Regions from separate parts of the Mus musculus genome. Here all the other regions are linked to region 1. A link is a loop called in an ENCODE intact Hi-C map of the cell type or tissue named here. Cell type or tissue: heart. All regions are shown on one strand. Each heading gives the region's core, and the rest is flanking DNA. Links, peaks and the distances in the headings are about the cores only. Region 1 overlaps 9330158H04Rik (RIKEN cDNA 9330158H04 gene). Region 2 overlaps Chrm2 (cholinergic receptor, muscarinic 2, cardiac). Region 3 holds the start of Gm52857 (a long non-coding RNA gene). Region 4 has its middle 190 kb from the start of Mir490.

Region 1 (8,301 bases), core at 197-8,196:
GATTTCCAAGTGGGATCTGCGACTTCAGGGCTCTGGCCAAGCCCGCAGGCTGGCGTGTGCGTGTGTGCGTGTGTGCGAATGAGTGTGTCTGTGCCCCCGCGTGCCTGCTCCCGGGAACTGGTCTCCTCGCCCTCACCCGCTGTGTGTAGCAGCAGAGCGAGAGTGGTGCCTCTATTTGTGCGTTTGTGTTCGATTAGCTGCAATGGGCGGACAGTTTCTGGAGAGAGCATTTACAATTTTCTTTCGTTCTGACAGGATTAGTTGCCGTTGAAGGGGGCTCCGCCAATGAAATCTTCTCTGCGCTCTGATTTGGCGGTTCTTCGGTGCAAATATGACAGCTTTCTCTCTCAGCTCTTTTCTGCATCTCTCCATGTCCGACCCCGGAGCCCAGTTCTCGGTCTGCAATTTCTACACCACAACCTTTGCAATCACCACCACCACCACCCCTAGGTCCCATGTCAGCAGGTGCCAGGTTGCTACAAAGGTGACAGGGCACATTGGGAAGAAGGCTTGTTGATTGCAGAAGATACTTATGCCCCGTGTTTCCAGGTGGGGAAATGTTAGAATAAATGTACTTTGTACTAAATATATAGTCATGGAGAATTGTTCAGATTGTTTATTTCTTTCTTTGATGCTAACTAATGTATTAGAAAGAAACAGATATTTATCTGTCTTTGCTGTTTTTTTTTCTTTCTTCCCAAACAGGTCGATGCCTGTGTGTTCCATCAGTTAATGGGGAGTAGTAGTTAAGAGAGTGTACTAGTGAGGTGTTGGTGAGGTGGGATTTTGCTGTCTATCGAGGAAAATAAAAGATGTGAACTTCCTGTGTTCAGAGCATGGACTAATTTTTGCCTTCATTTATTTTAATGAGAAATTCTTTCCCAGATTTATACCCATTGTTTGAAAGTATGGAACTTATTTGATAATATCATAATGTGATTATTCTAAGGTGTCGTTGAGGACAATTGCTCTTGATGATGTATATTGTATCTGATGACATAAATATGTGCTACCGAATGAGGCTTTCATTGCCAAATAGAATTAAAGAAGGAGTCATTGGAACCTTAAACTAAGTAACAAAGAACAGGACCTATCTCTTTTTTGATCGCAGAGACAGAGAAATTGCTATTTATTATGCTCAATGGAATTCAGCTCAGTTCGTGTTGCCCTGTCCTTGGCTGGGTGTTAAAGAGCACACAGAATAATGAAACCACGGTTCCTTTTCTTTCTGAGTTTCTCATCTTTGAGAATAAATACCCACATGAAGCTCTTGTAGAGAGGCTGACCATCAACACTATAAATTATACACTAATATAAATTCATTGGTGAATGAAAATCCTACAGCTATGCCTAAGTAGGACTGACACAGATTCAATTTTGCTGGATAAAAGCCATCCTGGTGTAAAGGATGGTAAGGGTATGTCGTTGCCCTCTGAGTCCCACGCAGGCATTTTAGTCTTGTTTGAGAAAGGCAGTTCTGAACATTATCGCCCTCAATCTACCCCAGAACTAGGTTTCAGTCAGTAAGCAGCTGATTCTTATTTTCATTTTCCCCCCTTCTCTGTTGGGTACTACAGAACGTAAGTTCACAAACATTCTATCTGCTCCTATCTCTAAGACGCCTTCAGAAATTCACATTGTCATAACATGCCTGAGGTTTTTGTGAATGCACTTGTGCATGCTTGCATGGTTGTGCACACACACTCACACACACACACACACACACACACACACACACACACACACACACACTGAAACTGAACAACAACAAAAAGAAGAAGAAGCTCCTGACAAGCAACAAAGAAAACCCAAGCATTTAGTAACCTGGACTCTGGTTCTGTTTTTGCTTCCCATTATGACTCTGTTCTTCCTAAAAGGAGCTACCTATTTTAAACTGGGAAGTAAGTAAATAGCCAGCAAAGGCTCACAACCATCAGGATTTTCCTAGGAGCTAGAAACAGAAGTGACACTCTCAGCAAGCAAGCCTCAAAAGTGCCCACTTTCTTACGTCATTACCCAGAACAACTTTATCTTTTATCATGAAGGCTTGTTGTATCTTGGCCACTCACTGTCGGTGAAGTGAAGAAATTATTTAACTACTCTGAATGTCAACTTTTTAGTCTATAAAATGGATATGTTTTAGATTTGTTAGATAGAACAGTAGAGTCAATTGCTGCAAAGTTCTCAGCAGATTTATTTGTTTGTTTGTTTGTTTGTTTGTTTGTTTGTTTTGGGCACATGGCAATTTAGCTATGGCTGCAGGTTGTCAGCTCAGATTTAAGGATTCAGATTCCTGGGTCATTCATGCCTGTGACCTCTTTGAAAGTGTTTACCAGGGAGCATTGCAGGCAAAACACGAAGGACGCTACCCACCAGAGGGATGCGAGATGCATGTTAAACATAGTCCATCATCACACTGACTCCAGGGAGCCTCAGTCTTTCCCCTTTCTAGTTTCTTTCTGTACAGGAAATGGTCGTGAGTTTTCTGAGCATTTTATTTTCATCTCTTAAACAAGTTCACTTTCTGAGATAAAAGAGTGTTCCTTCACCCCAGGAATATAGTGTTTGCATTTATTAGTAACTCTTGGTGTGGAACATTTTCAAAAGTGCTTTTTAAAGACTTTGTAGAATGCATCTGTGGGTTTCCCTTTATCTGCATGACTATTTTCCACCTCAAAGCACTCTAATAAATTAGTAATTTCCACTTGTGAAGCCAAACTTCATTACCTACCTCCTTATAATGCTAGTTTTAGGCATGTGATGAGGAGAGCCAATGCCCCCAGGGCATGACTTTGAGTCTTCTGCAAAGTTCACTTTTTAGCAAGACTAGAAACAAGGTCACCAGTAATCAAAGAAGAAGGGATCTGGTTGGCTCTCAGTCCTGGAGACGTGGCACGCATTTTACTGCACCATGTTGATTTCAGTGCAAGAGGAAGGAGGTTTCAGTAGTTATATGTACGGATCACTACTCTCTCATTGTAAGTGGATTTAGGGTGAGTTGAACTCTGGTGGTTTCCCACCAGGTCTGGCAGCCATACATTTGCCCCCTCCCACTTTTTCTATTTTTAAGGACCTGAAAAAAAATACAGGGGAAGTCTTGGCTTATGGAAGGAAAATGAACTAGAGTAGATCTTATTGCCCTCAGTCTCCCACCCATAAAACTGTTCCAAGTGGTACAGAGAGGCAAGCACGAGGCTTAGGAGCTCGGGGTAGGGGGAAGCAGCTTGATACCTCATATGTACACCTATGGAACTTTTATTTTTCTGTGATTCAGTTTGGAATATAACATTCATGGGTTCAAAGTGGGTCTTCCAGTGACAGTCACTTGGAATGGGCTTTTCAGTAATTCTGTTGTTTTAAAAATCTCAATAACAGCCCCACAATAGGCATGCCATTCTTCTTAGAGTTATTTATTTTCCCTACAAACACTCCCAGAGGGTAATTTAAAAGCTTCTATTCTTCAGCTAGAAAAGATGATGTCCTTTTGTCATAGAAAAATCCTAAGCCTTTCTTTTGCATACCCTGCAGCAGAAGTTTTCATACACAAATGGGACTGATTCTGAGTGACAGTGTTTAGTGACAGAATGACAAACAATGCTCTGTTACTTGTCCCCCCTTTTCCTGGAAGTTTGGCATCACAGATGTTTTAAACTCATCCTGTCTTAGCCTTGATAGTGTTATCCAAAGCCTAAAAAGCATTTACTGCTGCTGAGTCTGAGATATTTAAAATACAGAGGTCTGTTCTAAATGGGGAATATTAAGAAGGAAGAAATGGTGGTGGGGGAGGGGCCTCATGGTGCAAAATGTTAAGCAGCCGCTGATAAACCAGTGTTGAGTACACAGAGGGAAACAGACAGGTGGGATGCTGGGTTGCTCAGAGGAGCATTTAGTCTGTATTCATTCCTCCCACCAGGAGGCAGAGCTGAAGACCCACACAGGGACAGGGGCTGAGGAGTCCCAAATGTGTCCATTTCAAGTGTATCTTTTCCACAAACAATTTTCTTTTTCTTACTGGATATTTTCTTTATTTACATTTCAAATATTATTCTCTTTCCCGGTTTCCCCTCCGGAAACTCTCTATCCCATCCCCACTCCTCCTGCTTCTATGAGGTTGACAAACAATTTAAATTTCTCTTCCTGAAGTCTAAGTGGGATGCTGGAATTTCTGGTGGAGCTAAGATTCTAGCGAGTTCAAAGGAAAGAGTCCCGTTCCTCCATTATGAACAGGACTCCCTGATGATTTGAATCAGTGACTCTGATTTTATTTTCTTTTACAGAAGAGTCTTCCAGGAATACTTAACACCAACTTAGTCCATAGGGAAACCTGCTTTCTGTAGAATTTCCAACAAACCAAGCCCTTACTCATGGGAGTTCATATATTTTCTCAGATCATGTAACAGACAAGTTTCTTAAGCTAGCTATGGGTCATCACATCACAGGAAAGTTGGAGAGAGAAGCCATGATAAAAAGCATGTTTCGGGAGCACAGCAGCACCCCAAAGGCTCCTTGCTAAACTTGACTTACCCTCTATTTCAAAGTGACTGAGATAGCGCTCATGCAGAAAAGAACATTTTTCAAAAGTAAGACTCGATCATGTATGATCAGTAATATTACCACATGCAGGTCTTTTCACCTTAGAAACACTCTCTCCTTGTAGAGCGCCTAACGAAGCAAGCACTAAAGCCTGCCCAGATTCACTGTGCCAAGAAGATACAAGCGGAACCTGTTCTTTCTTGCTCATTTAATCCACAAGGTGACTGGATCCATGGATTAAGGACCTCATTTAGAAGAGGTCTCAAGGGCAGAACTTTACAAATCCCCAGAGAAGGGAATGATGTAGCGTAGTTCTAGGAACAATATGTGTGCTCTATGACTGCAAGATCTTCCTGCATTGACAAACATTACCTTCGAAAGAGAGTTAATTTTAAAAGGATGCTGAATAAACATGTATTGGTAATCATTGAATGTCTTCAACGATTACTACCCAACTCCTACTCTGAGAACTCTATAGCAGACACAATGTACTCTTTCTTGTGTTATTGATGACAGTTATGGGATACACTGTGTCTATGGCTTGCTGGAAAATATTTTTGATTGAACAATTTTACATAAACAAGCTGCCATTGCTGTTTTGCTTCGACAGTGCTATGAAGTGCAATGAGCTGGCCTGAGACTGTCAGATGGATTCTCCAGGGAAAGTGTTTTCCAGGAGCTTGCCATGAACTGGATTTAAGGTATTGGTACTAATTCAACAAAATATTAAATAACGTTCAATATTTTTTACCTATCAATGATGTGAAACCACTAAGAGTTTTTAGATCCAACTGAAGAGAGAGGAAAAACTATTTCTACTTAGGAACCATAGATAAAATGTTTGATGCTATACATCGAGGTTTCTGAAAGATGCTGTGCTACTTGTAGTTTAGGAAGCTGATTCTAGGGCTGATGTCTTGTTGGCAAATACTGTATATATGGTATGGACCCTTGAAACAAGTATGACTTTATGGATGTTGAAAGTTGTTTGAATATTTAAATTAGTGACCAGTGAAGTAGCTGAAGTTAGAGACATTGTCAGTGGCGATGAAGGAAAATCTTATGCCCTTGATTTATAGCAGTCAGAAAGGAGAAGTAAAACGCCAGTCACTAGGTACTGTGGTCTCATTTCCAGTGACTTAGTGAAGAAGTCCATGACAGGAAAGACACGTTTGCACTCTCTACCCAAGGCACTATGCTTTAGTTACATTTCTGGTCTCCTCTATATGATTCTTGCTTACTAACTTTTAAAACTTTTGTGTTTTAGAAGTAATAAGCTGACTGTTTATATAGCAATGAATGTTTCTTGCACAAGAACACTTCTGTAATTTCTCAAGAAAAAGACACTTGGTATTGCTGTTATAGATTGTTCTAATTATATAACGGCCATGGGGATATGGGCAAAGTAACTAAGAACTGGAGTCTATGTTCACAGAATGAACTGCAAAGCTAGAAGTTGATCTTTAACTATGATTTACACCTTCACTATGCTTGAGAATATTTTATAAGGTTTCTATGCATTTTGTCCCAGAGTTGACTAACAGTCATGTGTGATAGAATGAAGGGGAGAAGGACTAGTAACTGAAGGTGAGAGTGGTAGGTCAGCAGTTCAGATTCTGAGAACAGTGGTGCTGGATGATCCTATGCCATCACATCGGTATCAGTGTCTGCTGGACAACGTCAGAGAGGAAGGAACGCTAGTCAGGTGTAAGAAGTAAGCTTGCTTTTAGGGCTAAACTGTAATTTTGGGTATTATCTACTGCCTAAATCAAAATAATATATATTCTGAGACTATCAAGAACTATGTGGTTGGGATCAAGGACATTCTATTTAGGCAGAAAATGAGTGCTGTATCTCAAGTCATGCCAGTAAATACTGTCTCATTCCCTTTTTTTTTACTTTTATGGACTCAACAGTCTTGTGTAAACCATGGATTCTAGGTACCCTTTATTCTTAACCAACCATCAGTGAATAAGAATAAAATTCTTACTCTGAAGCAGAGGACAACCCTGACTTGTCACAGAAAGTACTTCAACAATATCTTGTCCCTGGGTCCTAAAAACATCAACAGTGGGAACTATCCATTTTTAACAACTGGAACCATGTCTAAAACCTAACCAATACTAAAACTGCATAACATAAGACACCATAATCTACATATTCATAGCAGGAAACCAGTTTTTCATTCCCATCTCTTAATTTGAAAGTTTTTTTCCAATCCTTAAGAGAGAATAAGCGTTCACTAATGCCCAATTAGAGTTTTGGTTCTAGGAGGTATTGTATCATCACCAGGCGATATCCACCATAAGTTCTGATGCTATAGTTGTTGTTGATTGACATATTATCCCTTCTTGAATTATTACTGGATGATTTCTTGGCCCTAATCGTGTCTAATTTGGGGTGTGGTCACTATACCCAGGCTGTAAGCACAATAGACTCTTTCTCCATTAGACAAGCCAGTTTTGTCTATGTTCATTTATTGAGATCCAACTCTATGTGGTGTAGTTAGTCACTTACAACTTGACAGTTATAGGAGATATTTTTAAAAATCCCTCTAGAAAACATGATGCTTGTCATGGAAGAGTTCTAAAATTTGTGCTAGGCTAGAATTGGTACTTGTTACATTTGTGTCTACAAAATTCTATATATGTTAAGATAAATTCTTTAAACTCTTCAAATATTTATTTACTTTATGTATATTGGTGTTTTGCCTACATGTATATCTGTGCAATATGTACATGCAGTGGCCCCTGAGACCAGAAGAGGTCATCAGATCTTCAGGAACTGGAGTTACAGTTACAGAGTGTTATCTTGTGGGTGCTGGGAACTGAATCCAGATCTTCTAAAAGGCAGCACATGCCCTTAGCTGCAGAGCCACTTCTCTGGCCCTAGATAATTCACACAAAAAATTTTTTTTAAAGAAAAATCTTATGCTGCTACTTTTTTTTTTTTAAACTATGACTACTTAGGCTTGGCTCTGTTCAAAATGTGAGAGTCAAAAATTTTTTCTTACATTATTCTTTATTTCTTGTAGAATTTATAATTGATAGTTGGTTATAAGCTGGAGCTATGTAAAGTAAATGTAACTTATGAATTAAAAGAAAATCATTGAATTAAAGGGTAAACAATAAAATAAAAATGAATTTAAACCATTGCTATATCACTTCATCAGCTGGAAAGAGAATAGAAGAGACATGTACACAAAAAGACAGAGATAGGTAAAGAAATATCAATAGATAGATAGATAAAGAAATACCAATAGAGAGATAGATGGATAGATAGATAGATAGATAGATAGATAGATAGATAGATAGATGAAAATATATAGTATGTTTGGGAAGAAATCATGGAAAGAACACCTACTAAGGAATATTAGATGCCCCAATGGAGCTGTTGCTCATGACCTATAAAACAACCCCGAGAAACATCCTCTATATTAACCTCAAAGTATATAGCAGGTCTGGGAAAGAAAGGAGCCATGCCTGTTTTGCACTCCTGCACTAAGCTTCCTGCACTAAAAACTCAGCATGGCTCTCCTACTAAATTCAATTTCTAATCTGCTCAAATGCATCCCAGAAGCCCACTGCATGTAGCTCTTAGGGAAAGTAGGTACCGAAAACAGAATAGCTGTGAAAATGTGCCTGTACCCTTCACTTTGCTCACCTTCTCCCCTGGGTAGTGGCACTGCAACTTCTTTAGAAACCTGATGGCACAGAGGAAAAGAATGCACTCAAAATAGTCAGGGTGTGTTGTGACAGGGTAGAGGAG
Region 2 (8,301 bases), core at 38-8,037, 70 kb before region 1:
TTGGACCTGTGAAGGCTCTATGCCCCAGTGTAGGGGGATGCCAGGGCCAGGAAGTGGGAGTGGGTGGATTGGTGATCAGGGGGAGAGGGATCAGATAGGGGGTTTTTGGAGGGGAAACCAGGAAAGGGGATAACATTTGTAATGTAAATAAAGAAAATATCTAATGAAAAAAGAAAAGAGAAAAAACAAGCAGAAGTCTGTCAGACAGCTGGTTCTCTCTCATTCAGGATGTTCACAGGAGACATCAAAGCCATAGTACCTAAGGCCCAGAGCTCTTGAATGGAGGAAGCACAGACACTATCGAATGAGGTAACACTCCATGTGTGTCCTATAAACAGCTGTGCATTGTTGCTTAAGGCATCTGCCTCCTCTGGAAATAGCTTGGCTGTGTTTTCCACAGTTTATGGAGAGTAATACAAACAGTGATGACCGTATGATAACTGTGGAGGCTAACTCGCTTTGGACCAGGCTGCATTGTGAGCGTCTAGATAGGACTCTACACCTCATAATAACTCTGTAACCCATACACTGCTAGCTCCACTTTGATAAACATAATAATATGAGGGGGTGGAGATAATTTCCCCCAATTCACACAATGAGAAGGCAATTACAAAGACCCTAATTAACCAGGCCATCTAATTCTATAGTGACCATTAGGTAAGACTTCTTTTGTGGGAACAATTTGCCACAGACAGGGCAATACATGTGATGGAGTATCTGCCTTTACATCATCATCATCACCACCCTCATCACTATCATCATCACCATCAGAATTACACCTTTGATGCACTTATTCTGCTTTAAATATAAATAACTTTGATATAACCTTCAATTTTTTTAATTTTTTTTACTGTTTAATAGTTCTTTACATCAGTTTAAGGAGTTTTAGTTTTTTAACTGCAATTTTTAAAAATTAATTATGTTATGAGTTTTAGTTTTTTAATCTCTCCACGTCTTTCCCTCCTTCCTGCCTCTCTCCTTCTCAACAAGTCTCTCTTCTACTTTCATGTCAAAAGTACGCAGCCCATCAGGTTTAACTGGCATTTCGTGAACAAACATATGTGGACCATAACTTATCAGTGGTTATAGCACTGAGGAACCTGGTGCTCCCACCCTGACCTTTAATTGCAATAGCACTTCAGGGACCTCATGGGCCCCTCCTTCACCCGTGGTAGAACACTGATTTATACTGGTCTTGGGTAGCAGCACTGGTCTTCAGCTATAGTGAGTTCATGAGTGCACAGCCACTGTGTCATATCCAGAAGTCATAGTTTTGCTTCACATCCTTCCATCCTCCTCCTCTTACAGTCTTTCTACTTCCTCTTTTGTCATGTCCCTTAAGTTTTGCAGGAAGTGATGCAATTGTCCTATTTAGGACTCAGCTTGCCACATCACTTGTTCTGAGCACTTTGGCCAGTTATGAGCTTCAGCCTGGTCCAAGCCTGGTCCCCAACAGCTTTAACACTGGGTCTCCATCACAGCTTAGGGAATGTACTTCAGCCTTCACCCTAGGCCTCCTTACTAGCTCAGGGCACCAGTAGAGGAAGATCTGGCCCATGGTCCCCAGCAGGCAAGGTCAATGCAACAGACTACAAACGTTCGTGTCTGCAATATAAAGTTTCTTTTCTTGTTTCTATTTGTTTATTGTTTTTTCAAACCGTGTACCATACTGTACTTATTAATTTAAATGTTGCCTAGTTATATTTTGTTTATCATTTAAACCCACTGCTGTTATCTACATGTCTAATCCTACAGTCTTACCTACCTAGCTATTATTATCTATAAGTTCTTCTTCTTATTTTGTTGATTTTATTTGAGTCATCAAACCAAGCTTGAAATAAATCACAGTAAGTAATGCACCCAAGACCAGCACTGATATACTATCCATATTTACTTTGAGATAATTTTTAAACTGGCTGTAAATTTGTTCATATAAGTTCCATTATACTTGACATTATTTAAGTTTTATCACAATCAGTCTTTCTCTTGTGAAATCTCATCTAATTATTTAATTTTTATTTAATATATTTGGTGTTTGTGTGTCTGTGTGTGTGTGCGTGTGACAGTACACATGTGGAAGTCAGAAAACAATTCTGTGGAGTCCAGAAACAAACAAACAAACAAACAAACAAACAAAAACAGAAAGCAAAAACAAAAAAGAAAACAACAAAACAAAAGCCTTTTACCTTTATGTAGAAATGGAACTCCAGGCTCGGACACCAAATGGTTTACCAATTAAGCCATTTCACTGGTCCCCTGATCATTTAAAACAGTCTAAAATTTGGGTTTTATTCCTCCCAGTGCACCAGTGGTATAGCCTTTCTTAATTATTTAATTTCCATTAAGCTCTGTTTTTCTTTGCTTGGAAAACAGATAGTAAGATCTGCTATTCTTATTTTAATTAGTTTTCTTGGAGTCAAATTATTGAACTAAAATTATTCTCTTGCTATTTCCACCTCCTAATCCTGGTTGAGAGAAGAAACTCAATAACATCTGCACAGGATGCTGACATGATAAGCCTTTGTGTGTATCCTTCCTTCATTTGCCATCCACAGCTTATTGCTTGAGTAAACACAGGGTTAGTGAAACTGGAGGTTTTTCACTCCCCCAGTCACCTAATTTAAAGAACTCATGGTATCTAGAATTTGATCCAGATTTGCTTAACTCAAGACTGTGTTACTATCATTAAGTCCAATAAGAATGAGAAGGAAACTGCAAGTTAAACGACTCTGCACTTGCATGACTTCATAAAAGACGATATAAAATTCTTTTATATCTTTCTTTCTGTAGCCAAGCTAAACCACTCTTAGAGGAAACGCGTCAACAGATTTGCCTTGCCTTCTAAGGGGACCCCACTGACAGTTTCTGTCAGTATTGTGTCTCATGGGGACAAGCTGTTTGGTGGCTGTGATGGCCAAGTGGGACCGAAATTAGCAAAGGACTTCTAAATGCAATTGGAAAAGGAGACATTTTCCTAAGTAAAAGTTAGAAAGTGATCAACTCTAATTATCTTGATAGAATAGGAACAGTTTAAATGGTGACTACATCATCAGTGCTTTTTATGCAATGGCTAGGTCTAGACTGGAATCAGAGAATGTTTAGAGCCTGAAAAAAAGGAGAGTGGTAGAGCATCTCTTCCCTTTCTACTTAGCCTTCCCATTCCAAACTCCAGAACTGCCCCCCCCCCCCATGCTTTGATATCCATGAAGCCCAAGGATACAGTGGCATTCACAGCTCTGCTAGGTCTAGAGACAGCTTTGGTGCACTTCTGTTGGAAGCCAGCCATCTCAAGTCTGGTTTATATCTGGGACAAATTCTCAGGACACTCAGATTATGAGCAAGTCATGTCACATGGGTTGTGAGACAAGAGGAGATTCCAGCCCCACACTCCCTTCCTAGGTGAAATTAGCCATCATGCTTGATGTCCAAAGCATGAAAATCTTTCAAGATCTGATTGTCAATTTTTCAAGCTTATTGCATATATTTATGTCAGTCACAAGAAAACTCTTTACACCTCTCCATTTGGATAAGTGCATGAGGCTTGCTTTCTCATCAACTTCCTTGAAAACCTAATTATACTGAACCAGATGCTGTGTTTAACACCAATTGATGTGGCAAGCAGTTGGGTTTTCTTGTTTTTTGTTTTTTGGGGGTTTTGTTGTTGTTGTTGTTTTTTGACAACGACATAATATAAATTCATACTCTTCACACTGTTTCTGGGAGCTGAATTCCAATGTAATCATGGTCCCCGCCTCCTCTATTTTTAGCTTATTAAATAACACGGACAGCCAAATGACAAATTTACTCTAATATCTGCACTGTAAACCTATGTGCTCTTGCAATATGCAATGTTGATATTTCAAAAACAAAAACTGATAAAAAAGAGTCTGCATATTATAATCCTTAGAGATCAAATTAACTCTTATATTCAATTTTGATCACACATAAGATCAAAGAGAGAAAGGTGCTGTAGGAGTTGGAATTCCCCTAACTCTGTATATGTCACCACATTACCAAATTTCATGAAGCTGCTGAAAGCTATGGTCATCTTCTTTACCCCAGCATGAATCAGCAAAAAGGAAAGAAAGGGAAAGTATCAAAGCTTTTCAGACAAAAGCTCTCATCAGATCTAGAGATGGGAAGACACAGGTGTGCTGATTGAATGAGGATGGCCCTACAAGCTTGCCTATTAAAATGCTTAGACCACAGTTGGTAGAACTATTTGCAGAGGATTAGGATGCATGGTCTTTTTGGAAAAGGTATGTCACTGGAGGAGGGCTTTGCTCTTGAGCCATTCCCACTGTGAGCCCTCTCTCCCTCTCTCCTCCTCTCCCCTTCTGCCCCTCTTTCCCTCTTCCCCTCTTCCCCCCTCCCTCTCTGTCCCTCTCACCTTCTTGCCCCCCTCCCTCCCTCCTGGTTATGTCTCAACATGTAACCTCTTAGCAACTGCTCTGGCACTATACCTGCCCTCATACCTTCTACCATGCTCCACCCCCATGCCATGTTGGCAAGGATGCTAACTCTCTGAAACTGTAATCCCCAAATAAACTTTCTTCTATAAGTTTGTATGTCCATGGTCTCTTATCAAATGATAGAAAAGTAACTAAGATGCCAAGTACATTAGTATTCAGGATGCAAAAGTGCACAATGCACTCCTGGTTTAAATCACTGTGCTTATAAGAAGCTCTATTCATGTTGAGAGGTTGATAGAAATGATTTATCTTGAGACTTGAAGGCATGTGTGACCTTGATCTATTTGAAATAGAGCTGATTATAGGAGAACAGCAGCCCAAAGTCTGCAGCTACAAACAGACACTCTGAATTCAAGGACTTGTAGGTAAAACAAGCAAAGGAGGAGGGCTAGATGTTATCCATACCCTTATAACCTATACTAAAATGTTGAAAAACTATAATTCATTTTCTTAAGCTTCTTACTCCTAGGTAGTGCCAAAATATTTGTAGCCACTCCAGAGAAAAAATAGAAATGAAAACAAAAGCAATAGTGAAAGCACAGGATGAAAATTATGCTTTTACTCATGATCTGTATTACTTGAGTCTCACCCCACCCCAGTCCCTTCTCTTTTATAGAACTCAGTCATAAAGAGCCACCCACCACACTCACAGAAAGGACAGCCCAAAGTGATTTCTGTGTAATTTATCGTGCCCTATCATAATAATTTGTTCCTACCTACTTGGTAGCTTGAATTATCATTAATGCTAAGTAATTTCTAAAGCCAACTAGTAGTCTAGTAAGTAGGTGGTTATTAGGCACCCATTAAATTCAGCTACAAAACAATGTTAATTACATTGTGATGTAACTTTCTGAGCATGAAGATGCAGAGACTCGGAGACATTCCATAACAATCCTTTTGCTCTCCTCATCTCAACATGAAGAGATACTTATTTTAATCTGAAGTGTTTAAAAGGCAAAGAACACTATTTTGACCCTCCAATAGTATTTGTAGCTAACTACTTACTTGGTAGGAGAATACACAATATTGGAAAAATACTTCTCTTCATATATTAGGGAATATCAGTCAGTCATGTATGATGTGGCTAAATGGAAAATCTATAACTCACCTAATCACAAACGTATCTATGAAACGTAAGTTTCATGTTTTGTTCCACATGAGTTGTCTTTGTGAAAGACCATATTAAAGACCATATGCTCTCTATTTTTTTCTTCAAAGGGGATTTTTCTGTATAGCCCTGGCTTTCCTGGAACTCATTCTGTAGGCTGGGCTGGCCTCAAACTCAGAAATCTGCCTACCTCTGTCTCCCAAGTGCTGGGATTAAAGGCCTGCACCACCACTGCCAGGCAATCATATGCTCTTAAAGCAAGTACCACTTTCTCAAAGATAGAAACAGCAGTGACAATTGGAAGAAGCTCTGTATATGGATCCTTACTGTAAATGTCACTGAAGGGAGATCATGGAGGCTCTGATTGAGGCCTCAGTTTACCTTCCTTTTCAGTAAGAATTGGTTTTCCAGGGAGCTGAAACAGAAAGTGGGCTGAGGAGCTTAATAATTGACGTGGAGTTTTTATAGTCCCAGAGCAGAGAAGCAGTTATGTGAAGTCTAAACATTTCCTTTTTAATAAAAGTAATAATAGAGGTATATAGGTTTGAAGGCAACTCCCTGCCCTAAACAAAACTGAATAGAATTGCAGAATGAGGTCCCCAAGGCAAACAGTGCAGAGCAGGGTTTTCTTAGCATGCAGACAGCAAGGTGCAATCTGAAACAGCTTCAACCTGCTTCCTGAGAGGAGAATCCAGAGCTCAGAAACCATCTGCATATTTCAGTATCAGTAATTGAAAGTGTTCTCTTTATCCTTCTTTAAGCTTCACCAGTAGATTGCCATTAATTCCTACTAATTAACAAAATGCAGTTCAAATTTAAGTCATCATTAAATCTCCTGAATTGGCTCACGTCAATTCTAGTGCCTTCTCTAGACCTTATGTTATTCAACTTCTCCCATAATCCACACTTCTCACTGTTTATAAGGCAATAGCTTTCAGTCTAAGCACCGAAGTGTTTCTAAATTCTGAATTTTCATCAATTTGCCCCTGAATAAAATAATAAGGCCTCACTTGTTAAAACTTTTTAATTGTCTTAATTTCTAGAAGAAAGTTCTAGGTTTTGTGGCCTGTTAGTCTTATACAAAATGTTAGAATTTGCTTGGAGCTCCATGAAAACTCCCAGTAGAGATCATAAGGATCCATCCTGACCTGGCAAGAATCATTTTAAAGTCTAATGATTGACTGCCCTGAATGATCCTGGGCAAGTTCCCTGCATAACTTCCTAGCATACTATAAATAAGTAAAATCACTGGAGTAGTGTGTGGAGATTAATGACCTGGTGCTGACACCAACAGTCCCCAGGAATGTGCAGAATACCATTGGCACAAGTTTAAGATAAGCCTGGTACTTTCTTGCCAGGGCAAAATCACTTTTATCCACAGCATTATACAAGCAAGCCCTGCTTCTCTCTTTCTGACCAAAAACATGAGTACACTCCCATCTTGCTGCATACAAGATATATGTGTGTAGATAAGTCCCCAATAAATCATAATCTATGTATCCTAATCCTTGTTCTGTCTGTCTTTGTTTTGTTTTGTTTTGTTTTTGTTTTGTTTTGTTTTGTATTGTTTTGTTTTGTTTTGTTTTTTGTCTCCCAAGTCATGGCTTGGTGTCATTTTTTTTTTCTGGAAAGAGATTTTAGTTAGAATTGTATTACATGTAAAGTGCAACTAATGGAGAAATTGTCTTTAAAACAGTCTAACTTTGAGCGAAACCTGATAAGTAAAAGCATATTTATGTTGCCATTAACATCCCTCACAGTTTTATAAGTATTTATATTCATTTTTATCAGTTTTATATTCATTTCTAGTTTATTGTTAACATTTGATAATTTAGCAAATAATGACCTTTTGACAACTGAAATTTTGTTGAGCTTACTGATAGCACTACTAGGGTGTTCTTCAGAATATCCTTTCCTATTCACATAAGTTGAAACATGGACCTATGTTCTTTATCTGATTGAGAGAATCATGGTTTATGTCAAGGTCCCTGATCTACTTGAAGTTGAGTTTAGTACTGGGAAGAACACAAACGACAGCAAAGCAAATCAGCAGACCAATGAAACGAGTCCTAATGATATTCTGCTCTACTCATAGACGGTGCCTGGCCAAGTCATCAGTGGAGAGGCTCCTCCAGCACCTAATGGGAACAGATGCAGAGATCCATGACTAAACAGGCAGAGCTTGGGGAGCCCAGGGGAACAGGGGGAGGAAGCATTGTAGGAGCCAGTAGGGTTGAGAAGACCAGGAGAACACTGCACAAAGAATCAACTGAGCAGAGCTCACAGGGGCTCACAGAGACTAAGTAGAAATCAAGGAGATTGTGTGGGTCTGAGCAAGGTCCTCTGCATATATGCTGTGGTTGTTTAGCTTGGGGGTATTTCTGGAACTCCTAACAGAGGGAGTAGGGGTATCTCTGAAACATTTGTCTGTTCTTGAGACCCTTTCCATCCTATTGGTTTGCCTTACCCATCCTGGATATGAAGGTTTGTACCTGGTCTTATTGTGTCTTGTTATGCTATGTTGATTTATCTTCCTGGGAGGCTTGCTCTTTTCTGAAGGGAAATGGAGGAGCAGTGGATCAGGTGGGGAAAGGAGGTGGGGAAATCTGGAAGGAGTGGAGGAAGTGGAGGCTGAAGTTGGGATGTATTGTATGAGAAAAGAATAAAATTCTTTTTAAGAGATCTTGCTCTACTCTTTTGCATGTGGCTATCTTATTTGAC
Region 3 (8,301 bases), core at 256-8,255, 520 kb before region 1:
ACTGCACCATTTCACAAGAGCTGGTAAATACCAACTTTTTCTATCTATAACTAGAAATGCCCCTCAGAGAACACTCAGTGATAATTAAAATCACTTTGACTGAATATTTTTAAAAGAGATCTGTAACTAAGAGACCATTTAGGGACAGCCCAAACTCATCATACTTTAAATAAAATATTTGCCCCTTTCCATATCGTTTACAATTTAGAGTCATGATATCAAGACAACAACCCCAAATCCTCCCCCATTTCTAAAAATGTAATCACATGTTCTTGGCTGTACGAGAAATAGCTTCACGCCCCTCTGGTTCTCATCTGCTTTCTTTCCCCAGTTTCCTCTCAAAACATTAGGTTATTACCGGAGCCTAGGGAAGGTAGGGATTGTGCTTCTTGTCAAAGCTCCAGGTTTCCAGAGGGAGACAGATGACTGGGTGAGGATTTGGACTGTTGAAATATCCTTTGAGCATCATAGTCAGATAAGCAGGAGAAAATTAATCTTCTTAGCAGGGTGTGGGTTTTGCTGGGCTGTGAGATGGAGTCAGGGTCCTCAGAACAGACAGCATCCCTGACATGTGTTTTGGGGAGATAGTTGGGTCCCCTACCTGCTCACCTTTGCCTGGCCTAAGTCTGATCACCTGGGGTAATCACCCCAGCTGGAAAACATTCAGGAAAGGCACATCTCCCTTTGGTCTTGTTTATCTCCCTGTTGTCCTCAAGTGCTTATGTTTGAGAGCCAAACACACAAGCTATCCTGTCCCTCTAGGTGTAAAAAGCATCTAATAAGATATTCTCACTTTTTTTTTATGACCACTTCTCAAAAAAAAAAAAAAATAGAGACATTGGGGAAATTGAGTCATGCTTTCAAATCCTCCTAGGAGAATAGCCATCGTAGGATCTTGGTTACACAGGTCTTGTTTTGACTGGCGTTGCAAGGGGAAAAAGGTCTAGGGAAAATGTGCGCCAATATTAAAACACACATTGTATCAAAGGCGTTGCCAGGAAATTCTGCCATTCCAGTTTTATTGGTTCCAAATTTTGCCAAAAATTACAGCACTGGAAACATTACTGTTAAGTGGTTCTTTTTTTTTTTCTTTCTTTCTTTCCATTTGAAATAGTTGGCAGTCTTTCCTACTCATACCTGGGCAACAGTGGACAGAATGCATAAAAAGCAACTGGAGTCTTCTTTAAGTCATATGCGATCCCTCATTGAGTAACTTGTGCATTGCTTATTTTGTCCCTGCAACATATTGGGCTATATTTGGAATAGCAGCACATATTGAAGCTCAAGGGTTGAATGAGTGGATGCTGGATATTAGAGAAAAGGCATTCTTGGCTTGGTAGCACAGGCCTGCAGGAAGGCTGCTACTCAGGAGGCTGAAGCAAGAAGATTTAAGATATCTGATGTGTTGCTGTGGTGAATCGAACCCTAATCACACTGCAACAGAATGATAGGTGAAATGCTGAGTGTGTTCATCGAGCTGTGCAATCCATCTTTATGTTGCAAGCTTCAGTACAAAACAATTTGACCTAGAGAAAGTATGTCGTGAAATAATAAAAATATATCCCTATCCCTTAGATGGGTTGTGGCTATTTCACAAGTTCAAAGGTAGGCAGTCCTGATAATGGTTTATGGGGAGTTAGATAAGCCACTGAGGTGAGCTCCGTGGTAAGCAGGGGTAGCCAGAAATGTTTATGTCATGCAGCCTACACCATGAGATGTGCTTTCCATACTACTTGCCTGGGTATTTGGGGTTTTCTTAATTACTCCTTGAAGACATTTAAGTGTTCTTTGAGTGGAGAAGGAGATGACTGGACACACAGGAATCCTAATATCTAGAGCCTGCATATACAGACTCTAGACATTCATAAGTGGATCTAAGTGTGGAATCCTTATGTGCAGAAAACTTGCTGCTTCTTGGCTTGCCAAGTAGGCTGGAAACAGTGGACAGGGACTGCAAGGGACTCGTATGAATGTTATTTAAAAAAAAAAAAAAAAAAAAAAAAACCAAAACCACAGAGCTGGGCAGTGGTGGTGCATGCCTTTAATCCCAGCAATTGGGAGGCAGAGGCAGGCGGATTTCTGGGTTCAAGGCCAGCCTGGTCTACAAAGTGAGTTCCAGGACAGCCAGGGCTATACAGAGAAACCCTGTCTCAACCCCCCACAAACAAACAAACAAACAAACAACAACAAAAAATAAAACCCAGAGGAATGGTGGCTCTGTGTTTATGACCACAAGCTGCCTTTCTTGAGGCCTGGTTTCCACTCCCATCACCCACATGGTGGCTCACAGCCTTCTGTAAGTCTTGTCCCAGGGAACCCAAAGTCTTCTGGCCTCAGTGGGCACTGCATGTATGTGATGCACAAATATGCCTGCAGGCAAACACTCATGAACATAAAAATAGAAATCTCAAATAAATTTAAAAAAAAATAATAAAACCAGAGCCAAGAGGATAGCTTTGCCTTCCACAACAGTTTGCCTCCAGGCATTGTGAGAAGCTGGCAAAATGTTAGAGATTTTTTTTGCGATGGAGCTGCTTCGGTATCATTTAAAACTACATAGCTGTATCTCCATCTCTTCCTGTATGCAGAAGCTGGAGTGCTGTTGGGCCAATTCAAACAAAAGTGTTCCCAAGAACAGGGAGGCTCTGTGCACAGCCCGTCTTGTCTCCCCTGGGAACATCCCTGTGCCAGTACCAGGTGTTCTGTGCCGTGGGATTTTGTACAGTCAGCCCTCTTTAATCCAGTTACAGGATGGCTTTGGCTCTCATCAGTTTTATAAGTGCAGTAGAGATCCAGGGTAGGGAGGATGGTGTCCAAAGCTAAAACAAGTGACCATCCATACAAGGGATACTAGTTCCACCAACTGATACCGCCTCTCTGCTAAAGGGGCAAGTTCTTTAGTCATGATTATTAATAGCCCTTTAGAACATTCTGGAGCTATCAGAAGAGTGGGCACACTTTCACTGGGGCCCAAAACATCATTTCTCCCTTTCTGAATAGGAGCAGAACCCAGCACTGAAGGAGCCAGTTTATTCTTCTCAGAGCTGAATCCTGGGGAGCCCGTTCCACAGGATTCCTACCACATTACTGGACGTGGCAACTGATATTCAGGAAGCAGAAGGGAATGTGGGCCCCAGCCTGGCCTTCCTTCCTTGCTCTCCGCGGATGGTTAGCCTCAGTCCCACATCAAGTTCCTAGTAAATGTCTGGAAGTGTTCTAAGCATCTCTCATCGATGCACCAGTCTGAGTCCTTACCAGCGCTATGCAAACTCTCCGTTGTTCTCAGAGAGAGCCGCGGGCACTTTTCTGGCCCGTTGTCATTATTGTGGTTCCTCTGCTTGCCTTTAGTATCCCTCATCAACACAAATAAATGTAATAGCATGTTAAATTAAAATAAACCACATATTCCCAAAATGCAAACAGATTTGTGTCCCAGACTGAGCTGTGAGTCAGGGCTTCCCAAGTGCTGCTAAAGCATGAGTCTGGTTTCTAAAGGCTATACCCCTGACTCCCTCTGTGTGTGTCTCCTTTGGTTGTATCTTTCCTGTTCCATGTTTCCTTTTTCAGACGCATGCTGACAAATGCTTTTGCAAAGGCTGATTGCTCACAGATTTCAAATGCTTACACGCAGTGTGACAGTCAGATCTCCATGCTGAATAAATAGGTAAACCTGACTCTACCTCCTTTATCTATTACTCTCCTGTGTCAAGGCCCCCTGGCCCTTTTCGCTTGGAAGAAACTCCTTTCTCATTTTGGTTACATTCCTGGAAAGGAACGGTAGGTGGCAGTAACATTTCAATTCAAAGGGTGTTTAGGGGCCTCCAGAAACTGACTAGGAAGAGTTTTCAGGCTGGAAAAGCAAATTGTACAAGCTAATGATGAAATTGCTTTTAAAAAGGATTAATAGATGTAAATGCAAGAATCTATTTTTTAAAAATGACAGTATATTTCGAACACAGCTTTCACACGGGTCATCCGTGGCTGTACTTGCGTGGAGAATTTTGAAGATGGAGTGGTAATTGAGTGGATAGATACTCACCTCAAATGAAGAGCTCACCCGTGTTTGTGATGTGCATTTTGGGACTGTCACCTCATCGACGATGCCCATCTCTGCGCTCCTCCCCCACTCTCTGCCCTTTCCCTGTGTTGGGAGTGAATGTTACCTTTGAGGCCCTCTGGCTGTCCCTGAAGGGGACATGAATAGAGTGTGTTTGTCTCTCTCCTCTCAATGCTACTTTGTGTGGCTGCTGTAGCTTTCATCCTTGCTCTCTCTCTCTCTGTCTCTTTCTCGCCTGAGCTCTTTGACATCTGTGCTTTGTTCATTGTCTTAGAGAAATGAGCATAACGAGAAGGAACAAAAGCAAACAAAGGCGGGTTTGTGTAGCTGATGGAGAGTCTCAAGCAAAGGACTTTTGGTCCTCTTGTCCTTAATTATAGATGCTCTGGGGCCCCAGTAACGGTAACAAAGTTGTACCTTGGACCTATTGGCTGGCTCAGTGTTTCTCAACAAGTCCTCCATGAGACTTCATGGAATGGAGTCCTCTAGGGATAGACACACAGACCTTTGGTGGAAGTTTAAGTGAGAAAAGCCCTTGCCTAGAAATAAGAATCTACAGTTCACTTTCAAAGTGCATTAAGGCACACCTGGGTTTCCTTGATGTAAGTGGAAATCTGTGCCCATCAGCAGGCACTGGGAGCTGCTAAGTCTGCAGCAGCAGCCTTTAACAGTGGAACAGTGGGAACCCAAAGATGGCATTTCTTTAGTAGTAAACAGGACCCTGAAAATGTGCCTGGAAGGAGTGTCCCATGAGAAATTGTTTTCCATTTGAGACCCCTTAGGTGTCTCATAGCCAAGCAGAATACTCCAGGCCCAGATATTTCCAAAAATTCACCATAGCAACAGAGTGTACCTATGTGGTGTGCTTCATTGCAAAAAGATTGTGTTTTACCAAAGAGTGAGAGGTAAAGATGAGGGGAGCCTAGGAAGATCTCAGGACTGTGACCAGGAAAAGAAAGAAAGGAACGAGGGGAGGGGAGGAGGGAGAAAGAGAGGGAAAGGTGGATTGGGCAAGAACATGGAGAGTTGGTAAGAAGCTTCTAATAGATAGGCTATCCTGAAACTCATAGACCAGGCTGCCCTCCACTCTGCCTCCCGAGTGCTGGGATTAAGGGCGTGTGCTGAGTAGGGTGTGTAATCCCTTAGTCTTATGGAAAGTGCTATGTTAGCTACTGGAACTAAGCAGAGTGTACAGCATGCATGCAGTTGCCTTTGGTGCTCGGGCATGTGTGCTGTACACACTGCTTAGTCCCTCTCATGTAGCTTACTGCTAAGACTATTCATAGTGTGCTGAGCAGTGTGCAGAGGCAAAACAGGATCCAGCGCATCAAGAGACGCTGCTTTGTTTCCTGTTATGATTTTGTCGTACTGGGCAAGCCTGTGTGTCTGATGTAACTATCTAAGAGTTCTCCTACCCCATCTACAGTCCCTCTTAGAAAAATACCTCCCTTCTGAGTATTTTCAGAAGATAATTTCTACTCTGCATCTCAGACTTGGCTTTCATACCCATCTTGAATGTTCATTTTAAGCTCATCTCAATGTGGTAACCCCATCCTTCTGATGGTCTCCCACCACGTGGTCATTTATAAATATTAAGTACATATGATGGTGATGCTGAGAAGGGGGACAAGCATCATTTTGTAGATAGTTCTTTTTTTTTAAGTGTGGGGTAGGCTCCTAGTATTCATCCACTCTATCTTGTGTTGACAACCAGTTTCTCAGGGAGGAAATGATGCATATAGCCCGAGGAAGGACAAAGAAGAGAAATTATAGGTGCTTTTAAGTGAATGCTATGAACTGCATTCACTATAAAACAATAAAACATTGTTTTGAGGCTTCAAAAACATATCAAAGAGACTAACATTCAAAATATATAAATCTATAAACCTTAAAAGTTTAGAGCAACGAATGAGAACTACCACAAATACATATCTCCAAGACCTGTTGCAAAGCATCATACGAGGTTATAAAGACTAGAATAGTCATGGCATCTATTACTTTAGCTCCAAGGTCACCGAGGTAAAGCAGTGAAGTGGGATAAGAATTAACACTCTAAGGCATAAGCCTTGACTAACCCATTTTGCTATCATATCTTGTCACTTTGCTCATAGGAAATTAGGCATGTAGTTTTCAGTGTTCTTAGGCCTTGTGACTTGACCTACATGAAAGATAGGAGGTTTTGAATGGAAATTTGTGTATGGGTGGCAGTTTAAGAATGGTCTTTGATCTTGTGCTTTAGGAGTGAAGAATCTAGATACAGTTCTGTCCTATAAAGTATCCAATGGTCAGTGGATGTCTTAGGTCTTATTCCCTCACAATCCTATTCATATAGAATGATCTAGTACAGCGATACATTACAAAAACCTGTAGTTAGACAGTTTTGTATATTCACATGGTTCTGTGGAAAACCTCTATTTCAGAGAATGAACGTAGTCCATCAGAAGTCTAGAGATATTACCTACAACCTTCAACACAGATTTGCTCATTTTGAAATTTTGATTTAAGAATTCAAACATCTTTTGTTTTGAAATCTTTGTGTCTGTATTAGTTGATATATAAGGTAAACTTTCAAAAAAACGTGCTAGTTAATGGCATGATCTTCTACCTAAAACAGTGGATGTTTCTCTGGAGCTTTTCCAACATGTCTAGAAATCTCTATCCAGAAGAAATTGTTCTAGTCCTATGGTCCTTGCAGCCTTTCTAGGTCCTCTTCTGCAGTGTCCCTGAGCCTTCAGTTGCATCCCAGTTGTACTTCAGGGGCTGTGCACCCCGTGGTCACTCACCCTTTGTAGTTTAAATAATTGTGGACCATGTTCTTCACCTGGGATTTCTGCAAACTTCCCAGCAGCCTCTACTGATGTGCGCTCTTTGCCTGCATCTTTCCCATCATCCTTACCTTTGCACGTTTTGATGACAGTGGCTGCTCTTAACAGGAGTAAGAGCATGTGTTTCTCAGCTTCCATTCCTTCATGAGTGGTGATTCAGAGCATTTTTCCTGTTTTCTTTTAGTCATCCGTGTCTTTTGAGAAATGCCAATTATCATCTCTCACTTGGGTGATTCTCTTCTTTTTATATTATTTTTCACTGCACATTGCAAGTTTTGAACCTTATCAGATAACAGTCTGCAAATACTTGCTCACATTCCGAATGTTACCTCTTCATTTGGTTGATCGTTTCCTTTGGTGTGCAGAACTTTTTTGATGTAATAGTCTTGTCTGATTTTGCTTTTGTGTCTATTGCTTTTAAGGTTCCATTTTAGAACAAGTGATAATTTTTATTAATTTTTTTGTGGGTTAGGGGCCTTACATTTATGTCTTTAATCAATTAGAGTTGTTTTTAAATGCATTTTCAATTAAACATGTACTAGTTTCACAGTTATGGAATATGGAGTTGACTCTTGTATGTAAGTAAATTCTAACTTTATTCTTTTACATGCAGATTTTTAGTTTTCTCAGGGTCACTTAAAAAACTCTCATTTCTCACTGGCTGTTCTTGGAGGCTTTGTGTCAAATAAGCCATAGTCAAATCTATGAGTCTTTACTTTGTTATTATCTATTTTCTTTATTTACATTTCAAATGTTATCCACTTTCCGGGTTTCCCCTCTGAAAACCCCCTATCCCATCCCCCATCTCCCTACTCACCAATCCATCCACTCCCGCTTCCCTGTCCTGACATTTCCCTTCACTGGGGCATTGAGCCTTCTTTATTCTTATTCTGTTCCATTTCTGGGTTTGTGCATCTGTTTTTATAGAGATCGTATGTTATTTTGCTTACCGTATCTTTGTAATGTACTTTGTCTTTCTAAACTTTTATACATTTTAGTTAAAGTAGAATTATATGACTTAACCCTTTCTCTTTCTTCCCTCTAGTACCTCCCAGGTTACCTCCCTCCATGTCAAATTGACAGCTTCTTTTTTATATTTTGTAATTGTTATTATATGTGTGTATGTATGTATGTATGTATGTATGTATGTATGTATGTATGTACAATTATATAAATACAACTTGCTAAGTTCATTTTTGTTATTTGTGTGTATATAGTTTCAGGACTGCTCTCTTTGTGTTAGATAACCAATTACCGGACTACGGGAGAGGCTAATCCTCCTTTTCTAAGCAGTCGTTAGCTGCCTGTATTTGTTTTGGGGTGGGACAGCATGAAATTTTTCCCTTTCCATGTTATGTCTGTTGGTATAGCAATTGTTCCAGCTTTGTGTATGCAGCCATGTCTGGAAAGAGTAGTTTA
Region 4 (8,301 bases), core at 243-8,242, 220 kb before region 1:
TTGTATTGAGCTAAGATATCCAAACAATAGAATTTTGAGGAGAAGAAGAAAGAATCCAGAGGAAGAAATTGTTGGTTTATGGAGAGAAGGAATCGCTGTGCACATTGGTGTTCAAGACTTTCCCTCCTTCACCGAGATGGGTTCTGGAGTTGAGAAGACTCAGAGGAGACACAAACACGGACAGTGTTCTCAGTTGAGGATAAAGATATTCACTAAGATGATTGGTCCCTCTCAAGAAAACAGTGTCTGCACTGTGACTTGTGAAGTGCCACTCAGTGTATGTGGGCAGCTGGTGATAGACACTGGGTGGCATCCAGTAGACACAGGACCATGGAAGACTGTAAGTTCTCCCGCTGTGAGGCCTGTGGGGTCTGTCATACATCTCACCCCTCCCTCTGAATCTTAGCATTGAGCCTGAGCCACTGCCCTCTGTGAGCCCCAGCATCTCTTGGGACTCCTGGCATACATGGAATTCATGCATTTTGAGGAAAGGACTTGTTTTTACTCCAGCTTTCTTAGAGTACATTTTTTTTTCCTGTCTTTCTGGTTAACTTCCCATTTGTAACCTTCTGCTGCTTCTTTAGAACTCTCTTATGAGGCACAGTGAATTAAGAACCCCCACCCAAACCCCATCCTTAGACCTTTGTTACTAAAGCAAATGACTCCTTGATTCATCACTGGGAATTACATTTTAGACTTTAGCACGGAGAACCCATACCTGGATTCTGCTGTGATTGGCAAATGGATGGACCTGGAGGGCATCATCCTGAGTGAGGTAACTCAATCACAAAGGAACTCACACAATATGTACTCACTGATAAGTGGATATTAGCCCAGAAACTTAGGATACCCAAGATATAAGATACAACTTGCTAAACGCATGAAATTCAAGAAGAAGGAAGACCAAAGTGTGAACACTTTACCCCTTCCTAGAAATGGGAACAAAACACCCATGGAAGGAGTTACAGAGACAAAATTTGGAGCTGTGACAAAAATATGGACCATCTAGTGATTGCCATATGCAGGGATCCATCCCATAATCAGCTTCCAAACGCTGACACCATTGCACACACTAGCAAAATTTTGCTGAAAGGACCCAGATATAGCTCTCTCTTGTGAGACTATGCCGGGGCCTAGCAAATACAGAAGTGGATGATCACAGTCAGCTATTGGATGGGTCACACGGCCCCCAATGCAGGAGCTAGAGATATTACCCAAGGAGCTAAAGGGAACTGCAACCCTATAGGTGGAACAACAATATGAACTAACCAGTACCCCGGAGCTCTTGTCTCTAGCTGCATATGTATCAAAAGATGGCCTAGTCTGCCATCACTGCAAAGAGAGGCCCATTGGACTTGCCAACTGTAGATGCCCCAGTACAGGGGAACGCCAGGGCCAAAAAGGGGAAGTGGGTGGGTAGGGGATGGGGGGTGGATATGGGGGACCTTTGGGATAGCATTGAAAATGTAAACGAGGAAAATACCTAATTAAAAAAAATTTAAAAAAAAAAAGAAAATTTTGCCATGCATCTCAGAGTACCTTCGGTTTACTGTTTAGTAAAGATTATATCAACTTGGAATCCTTTTGCCTAGCCTCCCGAGTATTGGGGAGGCAAGCAAGCATTATAGATAGTTCAGAGACTTGGGGATCTTCTTGTATTGGGCTATTTCTTTAGAAACTTGGGCCTCTCCTGCATATACATGGCACACACACCTCTCTCTGGCCTGCTAAGAGCAAGCTGACTCCATTTTTTCCTTTTTATCCTAGTAAAACATAATGATAGAATTTGATTTATTTCTATATTGTTCCCAATGGTGTTTTTCTCTAATCATGTCCCAAGCTGAAGTTAAGGTTTTTTTAAACTTTTTTCTTCTATAACCTTGGGATTTACAGGTCATGAATTATTTCCATTGTCTTATGGTATGCTTTGAGAACTGGCTGACCATAAGCTCTTCCATGTTATATTCTGGGAACTGTCTGAACCCACAACATGGACTTTCCTCATGAGCATAGAAATAACTGCAAAATTCCTCTCATTGTGATCATCTGCTTATTTGCTATATAAAAATACTCCTGTGCTTTTAGTTTTAAATTTTTGTTGTTGTTGTTGTTGTTTTTTAACTGCTTGCAGGAGACTTCAAGTAGAATAAATTTTTTAACCTTGCATTGTCTTGGGGTTAGCTCCTAGTTTTGACATCATAACATGAACCATTCAGTTAGAAATCTGCTAATAACCTAGAAATTCTACCTATGATAAGCTGAAAATTTGCCTTACTCTGAACAGAGAAATAAATTTCTCTTCCCTTAATTACCAGAAAACTAGGGCATTTTAATTTTAACATATTCCTGATTTTTCTATGTCTGAAAGGATGAAGTCTCATCTGATTTGGACTAGTTTAGGAGGTGCATATTCAATAAGGTAAAGCTGTTTCCCAAATAAAACTTTTAGAGAAAATACCTTATTGACCATCTTATGTCTATGCACAATTGAGCATAAATGTGATTTATGTTAAGACATAGCATGAGAAGGATATGCATAGTGAGAAAAAGATTCACGTAACCCCTCTCATAACCAAACTCTGCCTCTTCCTGCACCACATAACACAAGCCCCAGACAATAACTGGGTTCTTTTGGGATGATCTGTGTAGTGAATACAAGTGCTGGCCTCCTAAACAATGGAGTGCATTGGAAGGGTTTTTAACAAAAATGAGGAATAAACGCAGGGACATTTGATTAGTCTTCTATGAAATTAAATTCGTCCAAGTTAAAGATTCTGAATTCATCTTTCCTAAATGAGTAGTCATGTTTTTATTTAATGAAGTGCTAAGAAGCAGGAGCTGTTTTCTTGAAATGACCTCATGTGGTCATATGAAATCCCTTTGCTGGAAGAGAAAAATAAACCAGCTGCCATTATCAGTCAACAAATACTGAGTTGAAAAACCTTTGTGAAAACTGATTCAGCGGTCACATCAGCAAACATATCTTGCCCAGCTCATGACTTGGGAAATTTAACTGGGTTTCTTTCTAAAAGTATTTGAGCTTTCTTTAAGTAAAAGCCTACGTCTGAAACACAACGAATACAAACGTATCTGTAAAATCACCAGGGTTTGATGGGGATTCTCTTTCTCTATGTTTTATTTATTAAAAAAATCCTGGAAATTCCTATATTAATTGCTAGGTTGTGCTGCATCTCATCTGTTGCACATGTGGAAAATGAGAGCCACGCAGCAATTCAGAGACTAAGTTTTCCCTCTGCTTCTGGGCAACTTATTTCACGCCCAGGTTCCCCACAGTCATGAAATAAGAACACGGCATTACCTGCATATTTTTTTGGGGGGGGGGTTATAGCAGTATTTGCTTGATTCCAGAGTTATCATTATTTATAATTTTACAGAAACCATATTTCTCTCAGGGTTAGATACATAACTTAGCAGCCTGTCTATAAGCATTTCATAAATATCTCTAAACCACTTAAGAAAATTCACAGTATATATCAATATAACAACCGGATTACCAGCTAGAGAAAAAGTAGGAATAGTTTTACAATGCTGCAGGACAGGAAGAGAAGAAACATAGAATGATTTTCCTTTGTAAATAGATAAGGCACTCTTAAAAATATGTGTAAATAATTAGAAGATGTCACAGTAGTTAGACTATTCCCTCCATATTTAGATATTTTGCCCAGAACCCTTTTTAACCTGCAGGAATTTCTTCTCAAGAATTCTGTTTTTCCAGCGAAGCTTTGCCAAGCCCACAGTTTCTGTTCACAAGCGTTATAAATACTTTTAATGTCAAGCTCTAATCCTGAGCAAGATGACAATTTTACATCTCTAATCATGAGTCAGACGGAGGCATTTCACACGCCTGTGAGGCAGCAGTGGGTGTCCAAGCTGTTTAGACCACTGATCCTTCAGCGTTTATCTTCTTATGGAAATTTTGAAAAGCATAAAAATGCCACAAAAGTTGACCTTTGTGTCTTGTGCTGTGATCCCTCACCTCGGATCTGACAATCATCCACGGGAAAGATGACGCTGTGAATTACCAGAGGCTTGAAAAAGATTCAAAACATGATGAGTCTCTAAACCCTTTTCCTGGTTTCATGATGAGAAAGACAAGAGGGCATGCTTCCAGGAGAATTTTCACAGTACCCCTAAAGTGTCAGTGCTTTAATTAGGACAATATTTCAAGTGTCACTGGATAAGATGACTAAATAAAGCTGGAGGATAAGCTGGTGGAGGTGAGAAAGTCCTTGAAGGCACTTTAAACTCTGCAGAGAATCCAGAGACATCTATTCCGCATCATAGGAGAGAACAACAGTTCACTGTGATTTACACCTCCAGCCCTCAGTGTAATCCAACGCTGGCTTGTTTGTCCTCATGAACGGAATTTGTTTTGTGTCCAATATTCCTGTTGGTGGTGCATGGTTTTTAATGCACAGTGGGATCTTTTCCTCACGATCATCTTTTAATTCTATATCTTACTTCGAATTTACGTCTAGCCCAAAGATGAGGAAGACATACACTGTCTGTTCCTCTGGAATATTTTCTCCATTTTATTCTCCCTGTTCCTCCAGCAGACCAAGTCTCACGTGATCTATGGGGACTCAGCTTAAATCATCTCCATAAAGTCTTTTCATGTGCTCTCTCTCTCTCTCTCTCTCTCTCTCTCTCTCTCTCTCACACACACACACACACACACACACACACACTCACACACACACACACTCACACACTTTTTCACATCCTACCTTTTGTCTACTGATGAGCTTCTACAAGGATGCTCTAAGCATCTAGTTTGATATTATTTAAAGCTTGGGCTCAGGAGTCAGGATCCCTTATCATTAGCAGTGCAGCCAGCTCTCTGACTTTCAGATGTTTACTAATGTCACTGTATTCACCTTTTTCATCTAATGGATAGACATGACGAGGGATGCTTTGTGGGTTTACCTGTGTGACAGTCTCTTGGTGCAAAGGAACAACTTGAGTGGTGCTTTGCTGAGTGAATAGGAGTGAATGGTTTTTCTGTTGGACCCATTGTTATTTTCCTTGAAGACAGAGATATTTTTTTTGGTCTGGTCCATTGCAGAGCCAGAGAAAATGTTTAACGAGCAAACATTTTTTTTTCTACTCTTACTCAGCAGCAATGAAGATCATTTTATTAATTTTTGAGGGAGTCATTTTAAATTAAAAAGAAAACAGAATCCCCAAAGCAAAACCCTTTCCTCTGCTTTTAGTAAACATGGTAATAAAATGGATATCTTCACAGAAGGAAGATGCCCCAGTTAAATAACTACATCTTGAGTTAAACTCAATTCAAGGAAAGCCTTGAAAGATTTTGTAAAAAAAAAAAAAAAAAAAAAAAAAAAAGTACTGCATTGGCTGAGGTCTGGTTTCTGGGCTCTTGCAATGAGATATTGATTTGATTTTAATGGCTAGTGCTTTCTAAAGGACCACAAATAGTCACAATAAACTATATAGATAATTTGCTCAACAATTTGCATTCTTTTCTATTTGGGTTCTGCTGCATAAATCAGTGGTCTCTTGTTATTGTGATAGACTGCTGTCAGTAATAGGCAAACTTATTATAGAAGCTGTTTCTAAGCTAATGCTTCTTCTCCTAGTTTAGATGTGGACATAGAGACATATATGTTTGGGGACATGTTTGTTTCCCAACAAAAGAAAAACAAAAGGTAAATAAGATTTTCTTTAGGCTTGTTATTTATTATTATTTATTATTATTATTTATTATTTGAAGTTATGATTCTATTAAGCCTCCTTTATATCCACCTGGCTTCAAAAGGCATGGTAGTGATAAAATTTACTGTCACTTCTATTTACAAAATGCTTTGCAATTTGCAAAGTGCTTCACTGGTAGGCAACAGCCAATTCATTTATCCTGGCACATTTCAGTGTGTTCAAGTCCAGCCAACGAGATTCCCTGATGATTGTTTTGGATTTATTTAGACTACATCTCTCCAATGTGACATGGTCAGACTGTAAAGTAAGTTATTGAGAAGGCTCTCCGATTCAACATGACAGGGAGTTGCTCTATTTTGAGATATCCACAGAAAAAGAGCCTCTACCACCCTCATCTAAGGGCTAATTGTGACTCTTGAGCAGTTTAAACAAACATAATGTATTTTTTGGACTGATTTGGTGATTTTTCATGAATCAACTGAAATAATTATTGTATATAATTTTATTAAAATCCAGCAACAAACATCACAGTATTCACATTAGGTATCCATACTATTTGGACTCTATTACTTTGAATTTATAGTTGCCCTCTTATATTTAGATTCCACTAGAAACCACTTCAAGTTGGTTTTTATTTTTTAATAAGGAAGGGTATATATTATTTATTTTCACATATAATATTGCCTTTGATTCTTATATAACGACCATGAAGAAGTTTCATTACTAACCAAATTTTAACTACTCATATTTCTATTTTCCTGCAAGTGGTTAGGCACTTTATGAAAAGCTTGAGGCTAAGAGATAACTGTGTTTGGGATTCTGTGTTCTGTAGCTCTGGCTCCTGCTTTGTATAATCGATCCCAAATGCAGGCTTATGCAAGCAGGCATCCTGGAGCCTATGCCAGGACGTCTCTCCAGCACTGATTAATTTCTGTGCCTAAAAGCCATGTGTTCATTGTGGATGATAAGCTTGTTGCACAAACACAAGTTTGCCACACTGAGTAAGTCTGGCATTACTTCTGTACAAATCCCAGTGACTGAGGAAATTTGCCAAAAGGAAGGAAAAATTCCTCCCAATTTAGGCAGAATCAAATGTGTGTGGAAATCTGTAGAATTTTACATACTAAAAAGAGAAAACATATGTTTATAAAGCTGGTTGGAAATGTATTTAACTCAATATGTCGCACCATGAAAACCCAGATTCGAGCCTTTGGGAGTGGCATAGACAAGCCCAGAATAGAAGGTACACACTAACATACAGGTAACCACTAAACTGCAAAAAGTCAAGGTGTGTCAACATACTCTTCTATTAATCCTGTCCAAAATCCTCACACAGAGAGAAATAATGGTTTTGTTAAGTGATGTATCTACATGGGATTTCCCCTGTGTCTGTAATTATGGAAGCCTGAGAATTTCAAGATCAATGTCTTCCGATAGAAAAAAGACAAAGAAAAAGGAAATAAGAGAAAACAAAGCAAAATCTCAAGTATGAGAAGTCCAGGAACATTCCATCAGTTAAGCAATTACCTAGAGAATGGTTTTACTTTTGATCTTCCTGTTCTGCTTTCTCTTGTTCTTCTTATAGTCAGTTCCTCCCCCTCCCTATACCCTCCCCTCCCCTCCCCTCTCCTCTCCTCTCCTCTCCTCTCCTCTCCTCTCCTCTCCTCTCCTCTCCTCTCCTCTCTTCTCTTCTCTTCTCTTCTCTTCTCTCTCCTTCATTTTCTCTTATTATTATTTTTTTTGGTATGGAACAAAGTTCATTTTTTTTCTCCCAAAAGTGCTATATCCAGGCTTTTGGAAGCAGGTGAAGTGAAGCCATGCATCTTTGGCCCAATTAGAAACACAGTGTTTGCCTCTGGAAAGGAATCTGGGATCCATTCCTGGGTTCTCCCACCTGGTGTAGAAATTTTCTTGGCAATATCTCTAACAGATGGCCATGGAGCCTCTGCTGGGAAACCCAGTCTGGGAAACTTCGCACATACCCACTACCACCACCACTACTGTGAGTGAGGAGGTGTGCTTTACCCTACATATATTGCTATGAAGCTCTTTTTTTGTGTCCTTGCTCTTTGGAGCATCAAAGGACAGATACGTCCTTTTCCACTACATAGTTCTGAAAACAAGCAGAAGAGACTTCCCAAGATTCCTACTGTGACCCAACGTCAGACTCATGTGCTGTCTACTCCCTATGCCGAATGTCTTCTGGGAGCTTCTGCTGCCTAGTTATTGTCCTCCCAGAAACAAGTTGTTCCTGATTTGCCTAGAATTCAGTTTACAGATGGCAACTGGTTAGTTCATGCAGTAGCGAAACAATCCTTTCCTGTACTGAGTTTAAGCAACATTTCTCTTAGTCTGACCCAAGATTGAACTGCAGTCCACCAGCTCCAGAAGCATTACTTATGAGAATCATATTCACAGAACCCTCTCAACTATTTAAAAAATTGACTATTTTTATTCCATTATAGTTAATTATTGCCTATTACTTAATGGGAGAATCACATAGTAAAATTGATAGCAATGATAAACAGAAGTATATGTAACTAGAAATGCTTCATGCCTTTGGTCCTAGCACTTAGAAGACATAAGTAGAAGATTGATGCTTCG

The links. A loop is a pair of places that touch in the nucleus more often than their neighbours do. Peaks named below come from ENCODE experiments on the same cell type or tissue, not always from the same donor. Only the 100,000 strongest peaks of a DNase experiment are listed, where the experiment ranks them.
Region 2: a loop joins it to region 1, with 3.0 times the contacts of the local background. A loop is called at or near these places in 3 of 42 quality-filtered maps.
Region 3: it touches region 1 in a loop (4-fold over the local background); 5 of 42 quality-filtered maps call a loop at or near these places.
Region 4: a loop joins it to region 1, with 3 times the contacts of the local background. A loop is called at or near these places in 5 of 42 quality-filtered maps.

What each region holds. Positions count from the first base shown.
Region 1 is chr6:36,379,911-36,388,211 of GRCm38, reverse strand. It overlaps 9330158H04Rik (RIKEN cDNA 9330158H04 gene), which reads left to right. Exons shown (of 6, transcript NR_015589.1): 1 at 1-56; 2 at 256-549; 3 at 5,144-5,234. It overlaps Chrm2 (cholinergic receptor, muscarinic 2, cardiac), which reads right to left and starts at 128. Exons shown (of 3, transcript NM_203491.3): 1 at 1-128. In heart, for the core only: a CTCF peak has its summit at 3,907 (motif pointing right); no DNase peak of the experiment used is centred there; H3K4me3 peaks cover 400 bases; H3K27ac peaks cover 314 bases.
Region 2 is chr6:36,450,243-36,458,543 of GRCm38, reverse strand. The region is part of intron 2 of Chrm2 (cholinergic receptor, muscarinic 2, cardiac); the gene reads right to left. Among named protein-coding and RNA genes, the nearest start is that of Mir490, 33 kb to the right of the region's middle. In heart, for the core only: no CTCF peak of the experiment used is centred there; DNase peaks (open chromatin) are centred at 3,283 and 6,883; H3K27ac peaks cover 2,313 bases.
Region 3 is chr6:36,899,494-36,907,794 of GRCm38, reverse strand. All of the region lies in intron 28 of Dgki (diacylglycerol kinase, iota), which reads left to right. It overlaps Gm52857 (a long non-coding RNA gene), which reads right to left and starts at 4,262. Exons shown (of 3, transcript XR_003956276.1): 1 at 4,040-4,262. In heart, for the core only: a CTCF peak has its summit at 3,778 (motif pointing right); no DNase peak of the experiment used is centred there; H3K27ac peaks cover 910 bases.
Region 4 is chr6:36,604,362-36,612,662 of GRCm38, reverse strand. No RefSeq gene overlaps it. Among named protein-coding and RNA genes, the nearest start is that of Mir490, 190 kb to the right of the region's middle. In heart, for the core only: no CTCF peak of the experiment used is centred there; no DNase peak of the experiment used is centred there; H3K27ac peaks cover 754 bases.